Regions from separate parts of the Homo sapiens genome. Here regions 1, 3, 4 and 5 are each linked to region 2. The links are chromatin contacts, found by Hi-C or POLR2A ChIA-PET in ENCODE. All regions are on one chromosome and are shown on one strand. The core of a region is the stretch at or near the end of the contact, and the rest is flanking DNA. Distances in the headings are between cores, read along the strand shown. Region 1 holds the start of PLEKHM2 (pleckstrin homology and RUN domain containing M2). Region 2 holds the start of FBXO42 (F-box protein 42). Region 3 holds the start of DNAJC16 (DnaJ heat shock protein family (Hsp40) member C16). Region 4 holds the start of ATP13A2 (ATPase cation transporting 13A2). Region 5 holds the start of SDHB (succinate dehydrogenase complex iron sulfur subunit B).

Region 1 (2,700 bases), core at 95-2,594, 670 kb after region 2:
TGGTTGATCTAATTAATTCTATCCATTTTGCTTCTTCAAGTAAAATAAGCTGCTGAGTCCCTCACCCAAGCCATTTTCTTTCTCTTTTTTCTTTCTTTCTTTCTTTTTTTTTTTTTTTTTTTCAGTTTCTGAGACTATCTGGTGAGCCAGGAATTCAAATTACACAAACACACACACAGAGAGGGAGAGAGAGAGAAAAATCCATTCTGATTTGGCCATTTAGGTTTTCAGTGAATATGGATTCTTTTAAATTTATTATTATTATTTTTATATCCAGCCCAAAAACGTCAGAATATGGATTCTACCTTCTAGCACGGACCCTTTTGCGGATATGCCAACTTCATCACAAATACATGCCCTTGACAGGTATGTACTCATTTCTACCTGGAATTGGGACAGTGATGTTTACTGCGGCAAGCCCCACAGCAAGGTGTCTGTGGTGTCACCCGGTTCCCCGGATCAGCATCCAAAATGCAATCCCCATGTACTTCAGGTTCTTATAATCAAAGCCCCTAGTGAACCTCTTCAAAGCTACCATCCTTGAGCAAGATTATTCAGGGGACTTCCCAGGAGCAGAGGCAATGTCGCCGGGACCCAGGCCATGGGAAAGTGAAGTTGCTTATCACTGGCCTCCACCCTGACTGCCAGACCCTGGGCGACGCCAGCCTGGCGGGGGGACCCGGGGATGCAGCGGATTCCACAGGAGGCTGCATGGGGTTCCTTCAGGAGCTCCCGGGGGCGCCGCTGCCCCAGTGGGGGACCGGAGGGTCGCTGACCCCTCTCCGGGAGGGCAGGGCCCCGGGCCAGGTTTGGGGAAGCTCCGAGGATGCTGACCTCAACTTTGTTCTTTAAAAATAGCTCCGAGGCCGCGGCGCTCACGTGAGCGGCGCCGCTTCCCCTCTACCGGCCCGGGGCTCCCGGCCGCTCGTCGCCCCCCGGGTCGCGGAGGGGAAGGGCGGGGGGCCCCGGCCCGGGAGAGCGCCGCCGGAGGGCGTGGGGGGCGCGGCGAGGAAGGGGCCCCGGCCGGGAGGGAGGCCGCGCTCACCTTCTTCACCGACAGCGAGATGTTCTCCAGGATCCGGTCCTTCACCTCCCCCGGCTCCATGGCGCTGCCACCGTCGCCGCCACCGCCACCGCCACCGCCGCCGCCGCCCCGCCGCCGCTTCCCGCGCCGGGGGCCGGGGGCCGCCGCCAACCGCTGCCGCCGGCCGTACGGGGGCTCCGTCGTGCCGGCCGCGGGGCCCGGCGCCCGCCGCCCGGCCCTCGCCTCGCCTGGGCCCTCGCTCCACCGCGGCCCGGAGGCTCCGGAGCGCGGCCGGCGGGGAAGGAGGCCGCGGGCTGTGCGCCGCGGCGGCGGCGGCGGCAGGAACTGATGTCAGGCGGGGCGGCGCCAGGGCCCGCCTGCGCCTGGGGACTCCGGGGACCCGGAGACCCGCACAGACCCTTGGCCGCGGCCCTCCCCAGAGACCCCGAGACCCGCCCCCAGCCCTCCTCAAGTCACAGACTCTCCCCGGCACCCCAGAGACACCCTCAGACCCCAGGGACGCCAGAGACCTCGACCCCGCCTGCCGGGGACCTCGGGGCTCCTCAGAGACCCTCCCCAAGCCCTCCTCAGCCCACAGATTCCTTCAGGGACCCCAGAGACACCCTCAGACCCCAGGGACTCCGGACACCCCGACCCCGCCTGCCAGAGACCCCCACAGACCCTGGGACCCCGGCCCTCCTCGGAGACCCTCCCCCAGGCCTCGTCAGCCCACAGATTCCCTCAGGGACCCCAGAGACACCCTCAGACCCCAGGAACTCCGGAGACCCCGACCCCGCCTGCCCGGGACACCGGCCCTCCTCAGAGACCCTGGAGACCCTCCCCCTCAGCCCTCAGGCCATAGACTCCCCCCTGGGACCTCAGAGACACCCTCAGACTCCAGGGACTCCGGAGACCCCAACCCCACCTGCTGGGGACCCCCACAGACCCTGGGCCCCCAGCCCTCCTCAGAGACCCCCAAAGACCCCGAGGCACTGGCCCTCCCCAGAGACCCTGAGACCCTCCCCACAGCCCTCCTCAGCCCACAGGATCCCCCCACAAAACCCCAGAGACTCCCACAGGCCCCAAGGACTCTGGAGACTCCGACCCCACAGGCCAGAGACCCCCACAGACCCTGAGACCCCGGCCCTCCTCAGAGACTCGAGACACCCACAGACCCTGGGCCCCCTCCCGCCGGCCCTCTTTAGTCCACAGACCCCTCCTTGGAGACCCCAGTGCACCCCACTAACTCTGGCCAGGGACCCCAAGACCCTCTTAGCCTGCAAGCCCCACTTATCTTCCTCCCCTTCCTTAGCCCAGCCACCCCCTCAATGTGCAGACCCAGGCCCCCTGGCTTTCGCAGCCTGGAGGACCCAGCACCCCCACCGGGTCAGCCTAGACTCCAGTCCCCAGCCCTAGACCCTCCCTGGGCCCCCTGGCCCTCCACAGCCTCCCCTCCTCAGTGCCTCACCCTCAAGGCCCAGTCCTACATTTGAGGTCCCTGGTGTTCCTCCCCACCCCCAAAACACACCCTCCTCACCTTCAGCCCCAATGCCCCATTCCCACTCCTTATCCTTATCCCTCTTCTTCAGCCCCACGTATCCCAAGGGCCTCAACTCCCTCAGCCCCTGAAACCCACCGTAACAACTCTCTTCCCACACACCCTCCTCAAATCCACC
Region 2 (2,700 bases), core at 192-2,691:
TGGGGGCTTCCACATTATAGGCAGATTTAAACATTTTCTGATTGGCAATGAGTTGAAATAGTTATTATCAATAGGCCTGGTGCGGTGGCACACGCCTGTAATCCAAGCATTTTGGGAGGCCGAGGCAAGTGGATTACTTGAGCTCAGGAGTTTGAGATGAGAGTGGACAACATGGCGAAACCCTGTGTCTACAAAAAAAATGGAAAAATTAGCCAGGCATGGTGGTGCCCGCCTGTAGTCCCAGTTACTCAGGAGGCTAAGGTAGGAGGATAGCTTGAGCCTGAAAGACAGAGGTTGCAGCGAACCAAGAACTCATCACTGGACTCCAGCCTGGGCAACAGAGTTAGACCCTGTCTCAAAAAAAAAAAAGTTATTATCAATAGAAATGAATGTCTGGGTTATGATAAGGGATTGTGGACACCAAAGTTTTATCACGCACGTGAAGCCTCCAAGTGGCAGGTGGGCTCCAGAGAGAACAGATTGTAAATGTTTCTTACCAGTCTTAAGGTCTGTTGTGTTGATGTCAATGCTGAAGGATGTAATGAGGCATGTCTCATGTCCTGCTTCCCGTCATGGCCTGAACCAGTCTCTCAGGTTGGTTACATTTTAGACTGCCCTGGCCTAGGAGGAAGTCCGTTCAGATGGTTTGGTGTTGGGGGGGGGGTGGGGGCTTAGTTTTTTGTTTTGTTTTGTTTTGTTTTTTTGGCTTACAGAGTTTAGACTGAAGCCTTTGACTCTGTATCTGGCATTTCCTTAGACCACATGCTGTAGGGCTGGGCTCATGAAGGTTCTCACCTACACACCAGGTTGCTCCCTTGAGAAGGGGGACTTTGCTGGATCCTATAACCTAGCTAGTAGGAAGTAAAGGAGCTTGGGAACCAGACAAGCCTGAGTTTAAATCCTCTTTCCCGCGCCGCCCCACCTCCACTGATAGGTGTGTGACTCCGGGCAAATAAGTGATCGTTTTCTGTGCCTCAGTTTCCTCATCTGAAAAGTGGAGCTAGTAAGAACTCACAGTGGTTGCTACGAGGCTACGGTTAAGGGAAGACTTCTCCTGCACACCTCAAGCACAGTTTCCCTCCCCTTGGCGATATCCAAGAGCACTCACATCCGCCACAGCCCTCTCTGCTCATCGGGCCCTCGGGGTAGAAGTGAGTTAATTCCTGGCTAAATGTTAGTCTCAAACCACCGGGAAAACCACCCAGTTGCCCCAGACAGTGCAGCGGAGGGTGGGTGCGGCTATCAGGTCGACGCTAGAGACGCGGCGAAGGCGGGTGCGGAGGCCTAGCTCCCCCGAGCGCATTCCACCCTCCACAGAACCTCGGCCTGTGACCACGGCCTTTCTCAACACTGCGCCGCCCCCTGGCCGCCCCTCGCCATCCCGCCGCGCTGACGTGAGTGCGCGCGCGTCCGCCGCGCCCGCCCCGGCGCATGCGCGCTCTGCGCTGTCTTCTCCCGGCCTGAGCAGCAGCAGCTGCGGCGGCGGCGGCGTTTGAGTGGAGGAAGATGGCGGCTCCGGGCGGCTCGGGGTCCCGCCAGCTGTGAGGAGCCCCGAGCACGGCTGTCGCGGCCTGAGGCAGAGCGCCTCTGCTCTGGCCCTGTCCCTGGCTCCCTCATTACCGTCGCCAGCGGAGCGAACCCGAGAGCGTGGAGCGGGCTGGGCCAGGTGAGGCCTCTCCTCCTCCCCGGGCCGCAGAGGGGAGCCGGCGCCTTCTGCCCTTTATGCCCGGGACTGGCAAGGGGCAGCGGGCGCCCGGGGTCTGACGCAGGCCCCGTATCCCACGCGGGGGTCGGTCCTGGTTGGGCAGGGTGACTTGCTATCGCCGTCCTCGAGTGAGGCGAGGAGGAGGACAGCTCCTTTCCAGCCAGCCCTTGGGTTGGGAGCGAACCCACCCCCTCTCCTCAGCAGGGTGGTTCTCGTCCCCTCACCCGGGCAGTGAAGGGGTGTGTGGCCCGGGCAAGGATGGCTTTAGGGTGTCAGGTAATCTTTCATCGCTCCTCCGAACATTTCACTCCTTTGCGAGAGAGGAGTCGGGGGTCGGGTGCCCATCAAAATTGGGGCTGCGGCTGGGGGCTAGCATCTCTGAACCTGCAGCTGCAAAGGGATAATTTTGGAATTGGTTTACGTTAAATAAAACACAAAAGGCCTTTCCTATCCCCTAGCTTGTTGAGTGTTCCCTTAGAGAAATGGGAACTGCGGATCTCCTTGCTTGAGACAGCAATCCATGCTGTGACTGTGGAAGGCTTCTCTTGGCGAGAATTGTGTGTGCAAAGGGAACGGTGGAGGGTGGGAACGAATTTGTAAGCGAAGAGAAAACGATTGTGAGATCTTGATGGTCGCTGCAGAGTAACTTCAGCGCTGAGTTCGTTTGAAACCTTCGGTTTGTTAAGATTCAGAATAACCAATTGCTTTGTCTGTTAAATCTCCCGATTTCTGTTAGGAAAATAAAAGCCTCATTTCTTAATTGCCAGAGTCTGGATTTTTCTGTGGTGGGATTCTGATCGATCTAGATGAAGATTCTGACACATTACCAGTTTTACTTGCTGGCAGTTGCTGGCCCCGACGTTGAAACTATGTTGTTCCTTTTTGAGAACAACTTTTATTGCTGTTTAAATGCTAATTGGGAGACTTCGATTGTGTTTCTGTCATGTAGGGAAGTCGGTTTGAAGCCTTGTGGTCTCTTTCTTGAGGAATGATGG
Region 3 (2,700 bases), core at 19-2,518, 830 kb after region 2:
AAAGCGGCAAGAAAAAATTTAGTTTTACATGTGAAGAAGAATTAACGGCAAAGACCAAATAGCAGGCGTGGTCTTTAAAAGTTTCAAGCTCCATCTCTGGTGAGTACAGTGACTTAATTCATTGTGAATTTTGGAAATAATCCTGGCTGGTTAATGAACAGGGTAGTGCTGGAACTGCAGATATTTATACTCCACAATTATGATTGCTGTTATACCCTACAATGTTTTTTTTCAAGGAACACATTTATCTTGATTTCTCACAAGTTAATACAGTTTTAAGGTTCAAGTGTCTTCTGTGACACCTTACTGAAGAAGGGCAAAGCTATAACAGTGGTGGATTTCCGTAAGTGCAAGTTTAATGCCGCCTGGGAGTCCTCACAAAATTGACTAATCTGATGACCAACGTTTAAAATTGCATACGTGCTGAATAAAATCCTAAAACAAACCAGTTTCTTCTTTGTTAAGGCAACCTATTATATCCTAGAAAACACGTGAAGGCAATGTAGCTACTGGTTAAGCATATGGGTTGAAGACTAGGATCTATTCTCCACTACTTTATTACCTTGGGCAAATTATTTAAACTTACTAAGCATCAGCGTCCTTATTCATAAAATGGGAATGAATACTACCACCTTGAAGGATCATCATGTGGGGACTAAATGCATGTAAAGGGTTTACTGAGCCCAGAGTCAACAGTCAACAAATGGTCGTTAGTGCTATTATTTCTACCATGCAGTACGATCGCTGCCTTATTTAACCATGTCAGTTCCTTCCAGCTAGAGGGCCGAAGTGGCGGTGGTCTGGGAAGTTCTTTAGCTGACATGCGAGATAGACGGCGCCGACCTCGGAGCAGCAAACACCTGCCCAACAGGTAGGCTGCCAGCTCTCTGGGCAGCATATCCAGGACCAGGAAGAAGCTCCCAGAGACAAGCTCCAGGTCTAAGCCCCGCCTCGCGCTCCTGCCGGAGGTCGCAACCCTGCAGGAGACAGCCCCCTCCCCCGCCGCCCTCCGAGAGCCCAGGGCCCGGCCCTGTTGGCTCCCGGCTCCCCCCGGGGCCAGCAGTGACTGGAAACGAGAAGGAACTGAGGGGAAATCCCTGAGTCGGCCTGGCCCCGCCGCGTCCGCGGTTCCGCGCGTCACGCCGGGAAGGAGTTACCGGGAAAGTACACCGGCCCAACCGGCTGCAGCTCCGTGCTCCAGTTAGTTCGCCGGGCCGGGAGCTTCCCGTCCACACCAGCGCTCGCCTGGGCCTGGGGAGGGGAAAGAGGAGGGGACAAGCCCGAGGGGAGTCACGTGACGCTTAAAGGTCTATCGCACTGAAGGCGAGGACCGAACAGGTCGAGGGCGTCTACTGGGCGAATCTATTTTGACCCTTGCCACTCGCCGTCTAGGCGTGGACCTGGGGTGGTTGCTATAGAAACGAGGCGCGCTCTTTGGTTGCAGCCAAAAGGCTGATCGTGACCAAAGAGGCCAAAACGTGCCTCCTAGCGAGGCGAAGTCGCTATGCATGATGGGATACCAGAAGGACCTCCTCGATCCAGGAAGGTGTTTCCGCTCCTACCGGGAGATGGCCCTCGTCTAGCAACAGTTGCTAGGATGGGGACGCACTCTCTGGTCCCTATTCTCTTTAACCCTATTCGTAGAACCTTAGAGCGTCAGATTGGAAGTGACCTTAGGGATTCTTTAACTCTCCAACTCCTGCAATATTGATAGGGAGACCGAGGTCCAGAGAGGGGCAGAGATTTGCCCAAGGCCTAGAATCCAGCATTCCTTTTATTTTTGTTTACTTATCTTTTTTTTTTTTGAGAGAATCCAGGACTTTTAATCCCGTTTACCGAAAACCGAGCTCCACCCAAGAATGTACCAGTCTGTGCCTTAAGCACGGGGAAAGGGCGGTGGGGGTGGAGAGAGGGATAAGGCACAGGTAAGTGAAGGAAACTTTCTTTGAGCCAATGAGATAGATCCCTTGCGGATATAAAGAGCTTTCATATCTCCCTGTCTTGTTTTTATTTTTTTCTCTTTGCATTTATCACTATCTAACATAGTATGTCTTATTTATTGATATAGTTTATCACCTGATCCTTCCACTGGAATGTAAACTCTAAAAGCAGGGATTTTGTTTTGTTCACCTTCATGTTCTTAGTGTTTGACTACAGGCTCAATAAATATTCGTAGAAGTGAACGAATGGGGCTGAGGTTTTGGTGCTCAAGAGATTATATTCTAAGGTGGATTCTTAAGAGTGTGGCTTACAGAGTCAGGTTCGGGTTTCAATCCTGCCTGCCTCGGCCACTTAGTACCCAAGTGACCTTAAACATTCGTTTCCCTGAACCCTAGGGTCTACATCTGTAAAACCGGCGGGGGGTGGGAATACTTTCCTGGCAGGATTGTAGTTAAGGATAAGTGAAATAAGCATGAAAAGTGGCTAGCACGATGCCTGGGACTTAGCAAATGCTCAGTAAACAGAAACGATTATTTTTGAAATGTGAAAATGAACCGTTCAGAACGATGGGAGTTTACAGGACTAGATTTCTGCCGTTTTTTTTTTTTTCTGTGTGGGAGGTGTTAGGGTGGGAGGGAGGGAAGAGGGAATGGAAGACTGTGTAAGGTGGGCTTGGTTGGATCAGACACTCGAGTTTGGAACAGTCAACTGCGATCTGGGCACAAGGGCGGTGAGGGGAGCTTATGGTTTTACTTGGGG
Region 4 (2,700 bases), core at 56-2,555, 660 kb before region 2:
CTCCACTGGCACCCAGCTGCTCAGGCCAAAACCCTGGGGAGCATCTTGAATTCCACACATTCCTGCACCCCCACATCCTATCCACCAGCAAGTCCTGCCAACGTGTGTTCCTGTACCAAATGTTCACTGGGATCTTGCTATGAATCAGGTGCTGCTTTCCCTCCTGGGGTCTATCCCCTACCCACACCCTCACCACCATCACAGCTGTGTCTCCTTCCAGCCCCTTCCACAATAGGGATCGTTGGAGTTTTCCTTTCCTTGACTAGGGCTACTTCCCAGTAGACAGCAGTCTCCGCAGGGACAGGGGCATCTCTGTTTTGTTCACTCTCACGTTCCTGGCTCCCACAGTGGTGCTGGCACTCCATAAATTCATACTGGACAAATGACCAGTGATCCTGCCCACGTCTATCCTTGGCCCTAACGTGAACCTTCCCTTGTTTGCCCTAGGATCTCACAGATCCACTCTCCCCTTTGGAGCTCCTCTGTCCAGAGGTCCTGGAGACAGGGAACACTATGCCTGTGCCGGTCACTATGGGGTAGCAGGATAAATGCTGCACGCAGGTAAGACATCTCTGGTGCCTTTCAGGGGTCTTCATGAATCCCCCCAGTGCAGGTGTGTCTGCAGGTCACGCTGTGAGGCTTCTCTTTCTCTGGCATTTCAAGGCCTCCAGTGCATCATGGCAGACTCTCCCTGGGTCTCTGTGGGCCCACATCTGACCCTGTGAATCTCTGGGCAGGTGTGTCTTCCTTCTTTGCATTCATCAAGCAGCGCCAGGCACTGTCTCAAGTGCTTGATACGCATTTTCTTTTTTTTTTTTTTTTGAGACAGAGTTTCGCTCTTTTTGCCCATGCTGGAGTGCAATGGCATGATCCCGGCTCACAGCAACCTCCGCCTCCTGGGTTCAAGCGATTCTCCTGGCTTAGTCTCCGAGTAGCTGGGATTACAGGCATGCGCCACCACGCCCAGTTGACAAGCATTTTCTTGTGTGATCCTCGCAGCAGTTCTCTGTGAAGCAGGCATTGCTATCCTACAGGTTGGGAAAAGAGGGCCAGAGAGGATCAGTGACTTGCTCACGGTCGCGCGGCCTGGAAGACATGGAGAGCTGGACCAGCACGCACAGTCCCTAACCACTGGGACGTGCTGGCGGGGGCTACCTCCGTGAGGTGTGTGTCTCCGGTCGCCCCGCCCCCGGTGTGTGCGGAGGAGCAGGCGGGGACTACAAGTCCCGGCAGCCCCGGCGCGGGCGCTGCGAGGGCCGCAGAGGGCCGGGCGGGGCTTGCGGCGCGCACGGAGGGACTGCGGCAGTGTCGGAGCCGCGCCGAGCCTGGTGGCCCAGGTGCCCCGCCCGCGTCAGCCCTGCTCCAGCCCCGCGCTAGCCCAGCGCCCCTCGCCCCGGGCCGTCCGGACCGCGCCCCCGCCCAGGGCCTTGCGCACGCCGGGGCCCAGGCCGAGGGCCGCAGCGCCGGGGCCGGCGATGAGCGCGAGGAGCCGGCATGAGCGCAGGTGAGTGCGGAGTCCGGGTCGGCCCCGAGCCCGGCGCGGTCCCCGGCCCGCCAGTTGTCGTCACCCCTTGGAGGGAGAGGGGAGGCGACGCCCCCCACCGCGGGGTCGCGAGCCCAGGAAGCGGGACCTGGTTGGGGATCCTGGCCCGTCCCCTCCCTTTTGACGGGGACTCGGCCCCGGTTTCTTCCCAGAGACGCCGGGGCTGGGGATGGCGCCGCCGCTCGCAGCCGGTCCCTCCCCTCCCCTGCACCCCTCAGCCGCGGGATTGGAAGCCGGGCGCTTGTGCAAGAGGGTCCTGGGGCCGTGCGGGGACGGGGAGGCCACCCCACGCCCACTTAATCGGATCCCACCCCGAGTGACGGATGTCCAGGTGGGGGAGACGGCTGCATCCTCGGGCCTCTGGGCAACCCCTCTGGGCTGAATGAATGAATGAATGGCGTTGGGGGAGTCGGGACTCCATTTCCTGGGTAGATGTCCTGGGCCACAGCGCCACTCCTGACCTCCTGCCTCAGACCCCAGAGAAAACCCGTCACACCCAGGGCCAAGGGCCACACCCTCCATGCAACCCATCCCTGGCCAGATGTCCTACGCCCACTCCTCCAGGGTCTAATTTAAATCCCACCTGCCGGGAATGGGGCCAGTCCTCCTCCCCTATCCAGAAAGGTCTCATCTCAGTGTCTGTCACTCAGCCCCCAGCCCCACAGCCTAGAGTGCACCCCCCGGCGAGGGAGGGGAAGGAATGAGGAAAGACAGCCCCTAGAATCCAGATCCAAAGATGGGAAGATGGTTCACACACACTCCCGCCTCAGCCTGGCAGAAGACAGGAGCTCCCCGCCGCCGGGAACCACAGCCAGGGAGGAGGCAGCCGCCCTGGGCCGCTGCCAGGTCACCAGCAGGAAGCCAAGGCTTCCGCAGGAAATAAGAGGTCCCAAATGGCTCTAGCCCCTCTGATCCACAGTGCTGGTGACACTGCCCCGAGCTGTGACCTCAGACGAGGTTCAAGTCCAGTCTTGGCCCCTCATAGCTGTGTGACTTTGTGCTTGTCAATCTACTCCTCTGGGCCTCGTTTTAAATGGGAATCCTAATCTGTACTTTTCATGGAATGGCTGTGGGAAAGAATGTGCCCATTCAGACACACTCATTTCCAGCTTCTCCCCTTTCAAGCTCTATGACCCTGGACAAGGGATTCACATGCT
Region 5 (2,700 bases), core at 8-2,507, 700 kb before region 2:
AGACTGACAAATTCTTAGGGAGGCTAGGTGTGGTGGCTCACGCCTGTAATCCCAGCACTTTGGGAAGTTGGAGCAGGATGATTGCTTGAGCCCAGCCTGGGCAACATAGCCAGACTCCATCTCTACAAATAATTTTTTAAAAAAATTATCCGGGTGGCCGGGCGCGGTGGCTCATGCCTGTAATTCCAGTACTTTGGGAGGCCGAGGTGGGTGGCTCACGAGGTCAGGAGTTCAAGACCAGCCTGGCCAAGATGGTGAAACCCCATCTCTACTAAAAACACAAAAAAATTAGCCGGGCATGATGGCGGACGCCTATAATCCCAGCTACTCGGGAGGCTGAGGCAGGGAATTGCTTGAACCCGGGAGGCGGAGGTTGCAGTCAGCCGAGATCGCGCCACTGCACTCCAGCCTGGGAGACAGAGCGATACTCCATCTCAAAAAAAAGAAAAAAAAAAAAACTACCCGGGTATGGTGGCTCACACGCCTGTAGTCCCAGCTACTCTGGAGGTGGGAGGATCGCTTGAGCCTGGGAAGTCGAGGCTGCAGTGAGCCAAGACTGCACACCGGCCTGGGCAACAGAGTGAGACCCTGTCTGAAAAAAAAAAAAAAAATTGGCCGGGCGCAGTGGCTCATGCCTGTAATTCCAGCACTTTGGGAGGCCAAGGTGGGCGGATCACGAGGTCAGGAGTTCAAGACCAGTCTGGCCAAGATGATGAAACCCCGTCTCTACTAAAAATACAAAAAATTAGCCGGGTGTGATGGTGTGCGCCTGTAATCCCAGCTACTCGGGAGGCTGAGGCAGGAGAATCGCGTGAACCCGGGAGGCGGAGGTTGCAGTGAGCCAAGATCGCGCCATTGCACTCCAGCCCGGGAAACAGTGCGAGACTCCATCTCAAACAAACAAACAAAAATTCCAGGAATAAAGAGGTTGAAATCGGGGCAGGGACCCGGATAGGATGGCTCCGCCCCATCTAAGTCTTAGCCCCACCCCCTGAAAGTCGCCCTGCCTCTCAGACTCCTCCCCTTTCTGAGAAGGTCACGGGGGAAGCCAAATGGGCATGCGCCGCTACTGCGCTATTGCGCACGCTCGCTGTGCTTGCCCCGCCTTCCCTCCGCCCACCCGGGAAACCGGAAGCCGCCTCCCACTTGGTTGCTCGTACGCGGCTAGTGGGTCCTCAGTGGATGTAGGCTGGGCGCCGCGATGTTCGACGGGACACCGGCGGAGAGCGACCTCGGGGTTAAGGGGTGGGGCTGACGTCAGGAGCCAAGATGGCGGCGGTGGTCGCCCTCTCCTTGAGGCGCCGGTTGCCGGCCACAACCCTTGGCGGAGCCTGCCTGCAGGTGAGTCCTGGAGCCTCAGAGAGGGAAAAGTCAGGAAAGCCACAGAGACTGCCTGGAGCTGATGGGGCTGCGGAGAGACTGAGGAAGCATAGGGCAAGGCCTCAGGGAGATGGAGGACCTCCTCCCCCTGGTGCAGTGCTTTGGTTTGGCTTCGAGCATCCCTGTCAAGTTATCTTTCTGCGCCTCGCAGCAGCTTGTGAGTTAGGGCACGGGCAATTTTTTACAGCTAAGGGTGCGGGGGGGGGGGACGTTCAGAAAGGGGACTTGAATTGCTCAAGGTCACATGGCAAGCGAATGACTGCTGGAACCAGAATTTGAATCCAGACATTGGAGTTCCAAGCCCTTTTTCTGCCACCAAACTATCGCCTCTGTAGAAAAGGGAGACCTGCGGGGTGTGAAGGATGGGAATTGGGAAGCGAGGTAATTCCTCAAGGGTGCGAGGTTGAGGACCGGGATGGGTGAGGAAAGGACATGTGAATTGTTGGGGACAGGGCAGGGGAAGGGAGAGATGGAGGGAAATGCACCCAGCCCCCTACCTCGAAGGATCCCGGAGGTGGGTGGTGGGGGTTGCAGGAAAGACTGGGTTCCTTAAAGCAGTGTCACCACAGTTTCACTAGTATCCTCTCAGTGTTTCTGACTCTAAAGGTCATATAATAATACGGACCTCATAGAGTTGACATGGAATGACAGGTAGAGGGCTTGGCGCTGTTCTTGTTTATTACTATGCCGTGTGCAGTAACAGATTTTCCCACGCCCCTTGTATGGCCAAGAAACAACACATTTCTGACCTGCCTTCTAAGTGGGAACATTTAGAAGGGGAAGGGAAATTGCTTTTGTATACATAAGGGACTAAGGATTTGCAAATCCTTTCTAAGTCTGTTCCTCTTCTGGGATTCTCAACAACCCCTTTAAGGTGGGCAAGCAAGAATCCTTACCCTCCTTTTTGGAGCTTTGAAAACTTGAGGCCCCCAGAAAGAAAATTTTTGGCTTGCTCAAAATATCACATTCCCAAGAAGCAGACCTGAGGCAGTTTTTTAACATGGTACCAGAAAAACTCCTTAGCATAGATCTTGGGACATGGTTGGTGTCCAAGAAATTTTAGTTCCTCTTCCTCTCTTGCACTTAAATGAGGACATCTTTCATCTTAAGTGCCTGCTATGGCTGCATAACACAGTACATATTGCCCATGTTCCAATCCTGGTTCTATCCAGCATGCTGTGTGTGAACTTGGATCCACTCTGTCTGCATCAGCCTTTCTGAAAAGGGGAGATAGAGGAAGAAGACAGCCTACCAGAGCCTCAAGCTGACATCCTCTCAGTATTAAATTGATGATTGATAATGAGCTTGTTTACCTGTTCC

What was found. Hi-C counts contacts between places; a loop is a spot of excess contacts on that map. ChIA-PET counts read pairs that join two places held with the same protein, here RNA polymerase II (POLR2A). Pooled maps may share reads with other maps.
Region 1: a pooled map shows a loop between it and region 2 (3-fold over the local background). The contact joins the promoter of PLEKHM2 here to the promoter of FBXO42 in region 2. A Hi-C loop is called at or near these places in 2 of 37 single-sample maps with no recorded cell type and 8 of 50 pooled maps. POLR2A ChIA-PET finds 5 or more read pairs at or near these places in 2 of 52 experiments (T-cell and activated B cell).
Region 3: a map of CD8-positive, alpha-beta T cell shows a loop between it and region 2 (12-fold over the local background). The contact joins the promoter of DNAJC16 here to the promoter of FBXO42 in region 2. A Hi-C loop is called at or near these places in 11 of 168 maps with a recorded cell type or tissue (CD14-positive monocyte, CD4-positive, alpha-beta T cell, CD8-positive, alpha-beta T cell and 6 more), 23 of 37 single-sample maps with no recorded cell type and 30 of 50 pooled maps.
Region 4: a loop to region 2 is called in a pooled map, with 4 times the contacts of the local background. The contact joins the promoter of ATP13A2 here to the promoter of FBXO42 in region 2. A Hi-C loop is called at or near these places in 1 of 168 maps with a recorded cell type or tissue (naive thymus-derived CD4-positive, alpha-beta T cell) and 7 of 50 pooled maps. POLR2A ChIA-PET finds 5 or more read pairs at or near these places in 1 of 52 experiments (activated B cell).
Region 5: a map of CD8-positive, alpha-beta T cell shows a loop between it and region 2 (15-fold over the local background). The contact joins the promoter of SDHB here to the promoter of FBXO42 in region 2. A Hi-C loop is called at or near these places in 4 of 168 maps with a recorded cell type or tissue (CD4-positive, alpha-beta memory T cell, CD8-positive, alpha-beta T cell, naive thymus-derived CD4-positive, alpha-beta T cell and 1 more), 1 of 37 single-sample maps with no recorded cell type and 15 of 50 pooled maps.

The regions. Positions count from the first base shown.
Region 1 is chr1:15,682,964-15,685,663 of GRCh38, reverse strand. PLEKHM2 (pleckstrin homology and RUN domain containing M2) reads right to left here and starts at 1,344. Exons shown (of 20, transcript NM_015164.4): 1 at 1,046-1,344. The coding sequence starts at 1,105. RefSeq lists an enhancer at 361-420 and silencers at 651-720, 1,241-1,320, 1,411-1,490.
Region 2 is chr1:16,351,221-16,353,920 of GRCh38, reverse strand. FBXO42 (F-box protein 42) reads left to right here and starts at 1,441. Exons shown (of 10, transcript NM_018994.3): 1 at 1,441-1,666. RefSeq lists an enhancer at 1,402-2,176.
Region 3 is chr1:15,525,416-15,528,115 of GRCh38, reverse strand. It overlaps DNAJC16 (DnaJ heat shock protein family (Hsp40) member C16), which reads right to left and starts at 1,268. Exons shown (of 15, transcript NM_015291.4): 1 at 1,158-1,268. RefSeq lists silencers at 804-903, 828-1,122, 1,244-1,383 and enhancers at 1,494-1,593, 1,109-1,612.
Region 4 is chr1:17,010,533-17,013,232 of GRCh38, reverse strand. ATP13A2 (ATPase cation transporting 13A2) reads left to right here and starts at 1,305. Exons shown (of 29, transcript NM_022089.4): 1 at 1,305-1,504. The coding sequence starts at 1,495. RefSeq lists a silencer at 1,141-1,670 and an enhancer at 2,161-2,210.
Region 5 is chr1:17,052,589-17,055,288 of GRCh38, reverse strand. SDHB (succinate dehydrogenase complex iron sulfur subunit B) reads left to right here and starts at 1,257. Exons shown (of 8, transcript NM_003000.3): 1 at 1,257-1,341. The coding sequence starts at 1,270. RefSeq lists enhancers at 718-767, 1,318-1,377.